Regions from separate parts of the Homo sapiens genome. Here region 2 is linked to region 1. A link is an interaction called in ENCODE POLR2A ChIA-PET data of the cell type or tissue named here. Cell type or tissue: A673. All regions are shown on one strand. Region 1 overlaps MCU (mitochondrial calcium uniporter). Region 2 overlaps MICU1 (mitochondrial calcium uptake 1).

The links. Peaks named below come from ENCODE experiments on the same cell type or tissue, not always from the same donor. Only the 100,000 strongest peaks of a DNase experiment are listed, where the experiment ranks them.
Region 2: POLR2A ChIA-PET joins it to region 1 with 6 read pairs; 5 of 35 experiments call an interaction of 5 or more read pairs at or near these places.

Annotation. Positions count from the first base shown.
Region 1 is chr10:72,706,207-72,711,206 of GRCh38, reverse strand. The region is part of intron 1 of MCU (mitochondrial calcium uniporter); the gene reads right to left. Among named protein-coding and RNA genes, the nearest start is that of MIR4676, 12 kb to the left of the region's middle. In A673, no CTCF peak of the experiment used is centred here; no DNase peak of the experiment used is centred here; H3K27ac peaks cover 385 bases.
Region 2 is chr10:72,492,928-72,497,927 of GRCh38, reverse strand. All of the region lies in intron 6 of MICU1 (mitochondrial calcium uptake 1), which reads left to right. Among named protein-coding and RNA genes, the nearest start is that of MICU1, 130 kb to the left of the region's middle. In A673, no CTCF peak of the experiment used is centred here; no DNase peak of the experiment used is centred here.

The DNA of each region.
Region 1 (5,000 bases):
ACATACAGTGTAATACTTTTTTTTTTTTTGAGACAGAGTTTCGCTCTTGTTGCCAGGTAGAGTGCAATGGCATGATCTCGGCTCACTGCAACCTCTGCCTCCCAGGTTCAAGCAATTATCCTGCCTCAGCCTCCCAAGTAGCTGGGATTACAGGCGCCCACCACCATGCCCAGCTAATTTTTGTATTTTTAGTAGAGACAGGGGTTTCATGATGTTGGCCAGGCTGGTCTTGAACTCCTGATCTCAGGTGATCTACCTGCCTTGGCCTCCCAAAGCGCTGGGATTACAGGCATGAGCCACTGCGCCCGGCCAGTTTAATACCTTTTAAATAAGGTTTTAAAACATTCTTACAAAACTATATAAGATAGGTGTAGATAAAGGATAAACACACTCATGGGATGGTAAACATCAAATTTAAGAGAATGTTACTTTTGGGAGAGAGGTCTAAGGAATGGTACTTGGGGGCAGCAATTATAATCATAATGTTCAATTTCTCAAGCTAAAGGTTGTATATTATATTATTCTACTTTTTATAGACATGACATACTTCACAATTTAAAAATAAAAGATTTTTGTCCTTGTATGTCTGATTGAACATAATGTAATTTCCTTATAAAGGACCACTCCACCTCCACCAAAAAAAAAAAAAAAAAAAAAAAAAAACCTTAGGTGATGGAATGGCCTTTCCAAGTGAGCTCCTTTGACAGCATTCCCATCAGTAGTTTACCTTCTGCCTTTTCTTCCACTAGTGCTATGACTGTCTAATGCTGGCTGTGATGTGACCTTCGGATCCATAACTCAGGGTCTCAGATTGTCTCTACTTTTCATCTTACAAAGAACACCCATTTTAGGCAAGAAATCTATTATAGTTTCCTTTCATTTTCTACTTTCTCATGTTAAAAGCTCTAGAATCATTAAAAAGAAAGCCATTAACCAGGCGCTATAGCTCACACCTGTAATCTCAGCACTTTGGGAGGCTGAGGGGGGCAGATCACGAGGTCAGGAGATCAAGACCATCCTGGCCAACATGGTGAAACCCCATCTCTACTAAAAAGTACAAAAAATTAGCCGGGCATGGTGGCATGTGCCTGTAGTCCCAGCTACTCAGGAGGCTGAGGCAGGAGAATTGCTTGAACCAGGGAGGCAGAGGTTGCAGTGACCTGAGATCGCACCACTGCACTCCAGCCTGGGCGACAGATCGAGACTTCATCTCAAAAACAAAACAAAACAGAAAGCCATTATGTATTTAAAGTTCACCCAACTTTGTGGCAGTTGGCCACACTAAGAACTTGAATTCATTCTGAATCGAACACCAATGCAGGATGAGACATTAAACTTAAAGAAAGCACTGACTGGAGTTCAGCTGTCCATTAAGTAAATGAATATTCCAAAATTCTGTAATATGTTACACTAAAATCCTGTTTTACTATCTCAACTGTGCTTAGGCAGCATTTTAACGTTTAAGTCACAGCTGAAAATAAAAAGAAAACAAGATTTCATTTTCTTTGGGGTTAAAACAAGAAAATAAATAAACAAAACCAAACTATTGACATCTATATCTATATCTAGTCAGATACTCACACAAAGTATACCCTAGGGGTCCCCTCAAAAAAGAAAAAAAAACACCAGAAAATCCATTTTTCCTGTCTATTCAGCAGTGTCTAGCACCAGCATTCACAGATCAGGAAAAAGGGAGAAAGAGAGAGAAACTAACAGATCAAGAAAGACATAACCTGGTATTCTTCTGTTTCCAAAAAATGTAATTCCATCAAAAGCAAATGAAAAACCTTCAATCTTCTCATTAGATTTTTACTATTTGTTCCATTCTACTCAATCTATCTTTAAATACTTCTTTAAAGTATTCTGACATCTGTATTGTTTTAAAATGAAAAATAGGTTTTTATCACACTTGGCCACTTGCCACAGCCCTGCTTCACGGCAGCTATCAGAATTCTGGCAGTGCAAAATACAGGATACAGTGGGGACAGAATGGAAATACACAAGACTAGTTCCAAAATAAACACTTCCAAAAATCTGCCTTCTTTGGAAATATATATATACAGAAAGAATCTACAGTTGGCAGCACCTCTTTGAAATAGTTCCTTTCTCTCTTCTGCAGTGTCCAGCATGGCCCATACCCCCACCAATCATGCCAGGTAGATGCCACTGTATCAATTTCTTAAATTTTTTTTTTTTAGAGATAGGGTATTTCACTCTGTCACCCAGGCTGGAGTACAGTGGTACAATCAAAGCTTACTGCAGCCTAGGCTCAAGTGATCCTCCTGCCTCAGCCTCCCAAAGTGCTGGGATTACAAACGTGAGCCACTGAGCCTGGCCTCAAATTACTTTTAACATAATAGCTTTACAATCTTTTTCATTACTATTTTTACTGAGCATTTTATTTAGTCCTGCTTGTTTCAGCACAATCGAAACTGTTTTAAGAGTATTAGCTGCTTCATGAATCAAAGAGAAGTCATTCCTTCTTGACATTCCCATAATTCCCATCACTGTAGTATCTGGGCACAGAGAACAAGATGATCTACAGCTGTGTTACCCACAGGGGAGAAGGATTTAGACAATAGTTGCCAGGACTATTTGACTCTCATTCACCCAACATGGACTGAATGTCTATGTTACTGACACTATACTAGGCTCAGTTCACAGAGCTGGAAGAATTTAAGGGCCACTATGCCTATTGACTCCTGCAGGCAACTAATCACTTAAGGTTTTCACACCTAGGATTCCTATAGTGTTACTACAAAATAAAACATTTTCTGCTTCAGGCTGGCAAGGTACAACTCAGAATTAATAAATTACTAGTACAGTCCCATCTTACTTCAATACTCTGACCTTAACTGCTTTCTTCCTTCTCTCAACTCTCCAACTCTCTGGGCTTTCCACATCTTCACCTCTTCCTCCACTCCCTTCGGCAATTTGGATTAGAGAAAAGAAAACAAAGGTGAAAGATGAGACTAAAGGCATAATGAACTGTTTAAGGGGAATACAAGGTAAATTGTTCATGAAGATGTCAGAAATAATTATGAAAACTGTCTTAAAGAGGAACTTGAAGGCTGTTTTTCTTCATTTCAAGCTCTTGGCCCTTGTGAGAATAAGCAAATACACAATACCTGAGTTTATGATTTTACACAAGCCATCTAATGAAATAACATAATTACTTGTAAAGTACTGTATAAAAATACAACATGTTTTATAATTTTAAAAGTTTTTTTTTGAACTGAACGTGGTGGTACGTGCCTGTAGTCACAGCTACTGAAGAAGGTGAGGCAGGAGGATCACTTTAGCCCAGGAGTTCAAGACCAGTCTGGACAACATAGTGAGACCCCCACCTCAGAAAAATAAATAAAATAAAAATTAAAAGCCCTTTAGGTTCACCTAATCAAGCATCCTTATTTAACTGACAAAAATATTAAGACCAAAGGGGTTAAGTCACTTGTCCAAGATCAAACAGCAAGTTAACGGAACAAAGAGGAACAGATCCAGTTCCTATTATACCACTTGGCACCAAATTCTCTTCAATTACTTTTGTTTTGGTGGGAAACACACACACACACACACACACACACACACACACACACACACCACTCACCACGACCACCTCTTCATTTATTTAACTATCTCAGAAAACTAATAATAAAAATATTCTGTGATGGTACAGCAATCCTTGGCTCCCATAACATTTCAAAAGGCGAGTCAGGTGCAGTGGCGCATGCCTGCAATCCCAGACTTTGGGAGGCCGAGGCGGGTGAATCACTTGAGGTCAGGAGTGCAAAACCAGCCTGGCCAAAAAGGTGAAACCCCGACTCTATTAAAAATGCAAAAATTAGCCAGGCATGGTGATGCGCACCTATAATCCCAGCTACTCGGGAGGCTGAGGCAGGAGAATTGCTAGAAATCAGGAGGCAGAGGTTGCAGTGAGCCAAGATCACACCACTGACCTCCAGCATGGGTGACATAGCAAGACTCTCTCTCAAAAAAAAAAAAAAAAAAGATTTCAAAATGCTCACCAACAGCATTACAAATATAATCTCTCTTCTGGTAGAGAAGATATTGCAGTCCGCCCAGGTGTGGTGGCTCACACCTGTAATCCCAGCACTTTGGGAGGCTGAAGCAGATGGATCATGTAAGGTCAGGAGTTCAAGACCAGCCTGGCCAACATGGTGAAACCCCATCTCTACTAAAAATACAAAAATTAGCCAGGCGTGGTGGCATGTGCCTGTAGTCCCAGCTACTCGGGAGGCTGAGGCAGGAGAATCACTTGAACCCAGGAGATGGAGGTTTCAGTGAGCTGAGACTGTGCCACTGCACTCCAGCCTGGGCGACAGAGTGAGACTGTCTCAAAAAAAAAAAAAAAGGCCGGGTGCGGTGGTTTACGTCTATAATCCCAGCACTTTGGGAGGCCAAGGCGGGCAGATCGTGAGGTCAACAGATCGAGACCATTCTGGCCAACATGGTGAAACCCCGTCTCTACTACAAGTACAAAAATTAGCTGGATGTGGTGGCGCACGCCTGTAGTCCCAGCTACTCGGGAGGCTGAGGAGGAGAATCGCTTGAACCCAGGAAGTGGAGGTTGCAGTAAGCCGAGATCACGCCACTGCACTCCAGCCTGGCGACAGAGCGAGACTCCGTCTCAAAAAAAAAAAAAAGAGAAGATACTGTAATGTCTCTAAAAAATTTCATAGTTACCAAAGAAATAAATACCGACACTTTTGTACTGTAATAACTGGAAAACCAAAGAATGTGTGTTGTCTAAAGCAATCTAGTAAGATACCTAGTCAATAAAAATGCTATAATCACTCCAAATAATTTGTTTTCAGTTATATATTGTTATACCTTCTGAGTCACTAGAGCAGCAGAAGCAGTAGGAATCTCATATATCTATATTTCTAATGTACAGGGGAAGGCTGCTACAATTTTACTACGAAAAGGTTTCATGCTTAGTAATGGCTACTTAAAAAAAAAAAAAAGATAAGACCATCATA
Region 2 (5,000 bases), 210 kb after region 1:
TATGGCTTTGTATTTCCAGAGCACCTGATATTGTATTTAGCTAGTGGTAATTCTAAAAATATTTGAATGAAAGCATATTTGAGATGTGGCTTCTTTGAGTTCTTTCTAGGTAGAAAGGAGACCCAGGCACCCATCTATCACTATACCATTGATTACAGTGTCAAGTGGACCTCAGTGGGCCTTTCTGCCATAGTCTCCCCTTCATTACCCTAGAGCAAACTGTGGAGACTTGCCCTGATCCCAGTTCCTTAGAACTCTTCTCACTTATCCTATCTTCCTCAGCCTCTGCTCTGTCCTGTTTTTCTTCTACTGATGGTTGGGATGGCTCTGAAGAAATTTAGCCCTCAATAATTGATGATATTTAAAGATGATGTTTGCTTTTGGTCTGCGAGCCCCACATTTTCACATTGTCTGCCTCTTAGAAGCGAGACCGGAATCAAATGTATTGGTCCATCTGTATAGCTGGACCTTTCATTTAAACCCTCGGCTTAATAGTGTTTGATTATGCTTACGTCTTATCATGGTGTTGCTTAACCTGCTTCTGGAACAACTTATAAAGATGCTTATTTGGGCTGGGCGTGGTGGCTCACACCTGTAATCCCAGCACTTTAGGAGGCTGAGGTGGGTGGATCACGAGGTCAGGAGTTCAAGACAAGCCTGGCCAAGATGGTGAAACGCCATCTCTACTAAAAATACAAAAATTAGCCGGATGCAGTGGCATGTGCCTGTAATCCCAGCTACTCAGGAGGCTGAGGCAGGAGAATTGCTTGAACCCAGGAGGCAGAGGTAGCAGTGAGCTGAGATGGCGCCACCACACTCCAGCCTGGGCGACGGAGTGAGACTCCATCTCAAAAAAAAAAAAGAAAACTCTTATTTGTTTTGTTGGGGAATTTAAAGGGTACACAAAGGGAATCAAGGCAGGAAATAGTGGTTGTCATTGAATGGTTTGCCTGATACTGCCTGTTTTGGAGAAGATATTGATACAGCACATTGTCTGGCATATAGTAAGAATTCCATATATATTTGTTGGCTAAATAAATATCTGAGAATTTTTCTGGCCGGGCACAGTGGCTCACTCCTGTAATCCCAGCACTTTGAGAGGCCAAAGCAGGTGGATCACTTGAACCCAAGAGATCGAGACCAGGCTTGGCAACATAGTGAAACTCTGTCTCTATTAAACATACAAAAATTAGGCCAGGCACGGTGGCTCACGCCTGTAATCCCAGCACTTTGGGAGGCCAAGGTGGGTGGATCACCTGAGGTCAAGTGTTTGAGGCCAGCCTGGCTAACATGGTGAAACCCAGTCTCTACAAAAATTAGCTGGGCAGTCAGGCACGGTGGCCCATGCCTATAATCTCAGCACTTTGGGAGGTGAAGGCAGGTGGATCACTTGAGGTGAGGAGTTCAAGACCAGCCTGGCCAACATAATGAAACCCCATCTCTACTAAAAATACAAAAATTAACCAGGTGTGGTGGCGCATGCCTGTAATCCCAGCTATTCAGGAGGCTGAGGCAGGAGAATCGCTTGAACCCAGGAGGTGGAGGTTGCAGTGAGCCAAGATCATGCCATTGCACTCCAGCCTGGGCGTCAGAACAAGACTCTGTCTCGGAAAAAAAAAAAAAAAAAGGAATTAGCCAGGCGTGGTGGCACATGCCTATATTATCCCAGCTGCTCAGGAGGCTGAGGCAGAATAATTGCTTGAACCTGGGAGGTGGCAGTTGCAGTGAACCGAGATTGTGCCACTGCACTCCAGCCTAGGCGACAGAGCAAAACTCCAACTCAAAATAAATAAATAAGCCTGGTGTGGTGTTGTGTGCCTGTGGTTCCAGCTAATTGCGAGGCTGAGGTGGGAGGATCGCTTGAGACCAGGAGACAGAGGTTGCAGTGAGCTGAGATCACACCACTGCACTCTAGCCTGGGTGACAGAGCAGGACCTTGTCTCAAAAAAAAAAAAAATTCCAAATGATGACTTAGTATGAATACCATAATTTACCATAATTTTATATTGCTCCAGGCATCCTCAGTATCCCGTCTAGCATTTTTAAATGTCTTAAGGGACCAGTTATTTTCTATGTATGTATACATGATAAAAGCTAGAAAATTAGTTAGACTGTCTAAATTTTTCTGTTTGAACACTAAATTGAAAACAGTTTTTGGGTGAATGCCAAACTTAGTCACATCTAAAGAGTGTCATTAGCATAGGTTAAGTCACAAAAATCTAATTTCTTTATTACGGTAGCTAGTTGTCTTTTTTTTTTTTTTTTTTTTTTTGAGACAGAGGTTCACTCTTGTTGCCCAGGCTGGAGTACAATGGTACAATCTTGGCTCACTGCAACCTCTGCCTCCCAGGTTCAAGTGATTCTCCTGCCTCAGCTTCCAAGTAGCTGAAATTACAGGCACCCGCCACCACGCTCAGCTAATTTTTGTACTTTTAGTAGAGAGCAGGTTTCACCATGTTGGCCGTGCTAGTCTTGAACTCCTGTCTTCAGGTGATCCATCCGCCTTGGGCTCCCAAAGTGCTGGGATTACAGGCGTGAGCCACTGCACCCAGCCTAAAGTAGCTAGTTCTAAGCATCTATGCAATAAATTGCATCTTGGCATAAGCCGTCACTTTGGCTATTATTGAGCACATGGTATGGAATAAAAAACCACATGAAATGAAATTCAAGCAGATGATTTTTTTTTTTTTTTTTAGATCTCTGAAGTTAGGGATGGGGGTCTATTATGCAGACATGTAATTTGGGCATAAAATAGTAACATGAATTTGAAGAAAATATATTCCTAAAGTAGAAAAGCACTGGCTTGCCTTCTAGAATCTGTCACCCAGGAACTCTTGGGAAATCCAAGCTTTTTGACATCACTGATATTGAATAATCTTTCTATAACACAACTGTCAAATAACAGTGTAAGGAAAACCAGTTTAAATAAAAGACTATTTCTGGCAGCTCTCTGAAAGTCATCTAATAACTGAGGCTGAGATAAAGCTCATAGATAGGCTGTACACTGTGAAGTAGAAACATCAGCTATTTCTTTTCTTTAGATGTGAAATTATACATGGTTTTTTGTTTTGTTTTTTTTTTTTTTAGAATCAGGGCTGAAGTGTATTTTTTGGAAAAAATGTAAATGAAAGAAAAACAGTTGTTAGAAGGAATAAATGCCTGTATAGCCGAAGCCTTGCTGGAGGAATTCAAGAAAAGTCTCACAATCTTCTTATGAAATTTTAAAACCCTTTTGTTGTTGTTGTTCTTTTTTTTTTTAATTTTATTTTCGGGTTCTTAACATGTAGTATTTCATATTATTTAGGAAAACTTGCCGATTGCCATTAAGTAGATCACACTGATAACGAATAAAGAGCTCTTTTTAGCCATTGCAGAGATAATATGTAATGATAATAAGCTTATAGTAACCATCCTATGTAATTTCATTGTCTTAGGATTTTCAAACACTAGCAAGACTGAGTTCAATATGAATTTTAAGTCTGTTTGGAGAATATACATTACATTTCTAAGTGTTTTTTCTTTATGTTCAGAATTTATTCGAGTAGAAACATGGGTCGCCTGACTAGATTGTCCCTAGAAGTCTGCCAGAAACTGCAGCTTAACTGCCTCCCTCCTATTTTAATGGAGACTAACTACCCTTTGACTGTCTATGGACCAGAAATTCCCAGGGCATGGGCTTGTCTAAGAACTATGCGAAATGCCAGCATTCTGGCTCTACCTTATGTCTTAGGCAGCTTTACCCCCAGGTCGGCCCTAAGGTTAAATTGTCCTAGAGTTGTGCACATTCCCCAAAACTGTATGAGGTAAAGTCTTTCCTAAGCTTAGACCACTCCCAGAGGTCTAAAGAACTCCAAGAAACTGAAATAAAGATTAGGGTTGATTACCTCTTTGAAGAGGCAATTTTCCTCCTCTCGTTTCACTACCAAATTCATAGTGTTCCCAAAACCATTTGTATGCCAGGATTAACTATTGGAATTGACCCTTAAATTTAATTGACTATATAGTATTGGTGAGAGCATAAATTATTGGCAAAACCTTTTCAGCGTCTTGATGGTGTTTACCAGACACTTTCAAATTTTGGTCCAGCAATTCCTTTTCTACATGTTTAGGCTAATAAAATAATCACATGTATAATGATGTTGACGGTCAAAAAATAAACTAGAAAGAACTCAGGCCAGGCATGGTGACTCACACCTGTAATCCTAGCACTTCGGAGACCAAGGCGGGCAGAACGCTTGAGCCCAGTAGTTCAATCAAGACCAGCCTGGGCAACATGGCGAAACCATGTCTCTACAAAAAATACACAAATTAGTCAGGCATGGTGATGGGCACCCATAGTCCTAGCTACTCAGGAGGCTGAGGTGGGAGAATCACCTGAGCCCAGCAGGTCAAGGCTTTGATAAGCTGTGATTGTGCTACTGCACTCCATCCTGGGTGACAGAGTGATACCCTGTTTCAATAAAATAATAAAATAAAGTAAAATAATTAAAAAACAAATACACACATAAAAATAAACGAGAAAGAACTCAAATATCAAACAATGGCTAAACCAGTTAAAATAAATCTGTGCAATGACATTTTATATAGTTCTTAATATAATGTATGTAATGCAGAGATTTATTAGCATAGAAAAATATTCATAATGATGACTCAAAACATACCTATTATTCTGTTTTGGAAAGTGGGGGAAAAATTGTGTGTGTATGTGTGTGTGGGTGTGTGTGTGTGTGTATACACATGTACATGCATACATATACATCTTATTATTTTTTGAAATGGAGTTTTGCTAATTACTGCTATTTCACAATACTAGTTAAGGATGTTTGGGGGGTAAGCAGGCTGGAGTGCAATGGCACAATTTTGGCTCACTGCCACCTCTGCCTCCTAGGTTCAAGTCATTCTCCTGCCTCAGCCTCCCGAGTAGCTGGGATTACAGGCATGCACCACCATGCCCGGCTAATTTTTGTATTTTTAGTAGAGATGGGGTTTCACCATGTTGG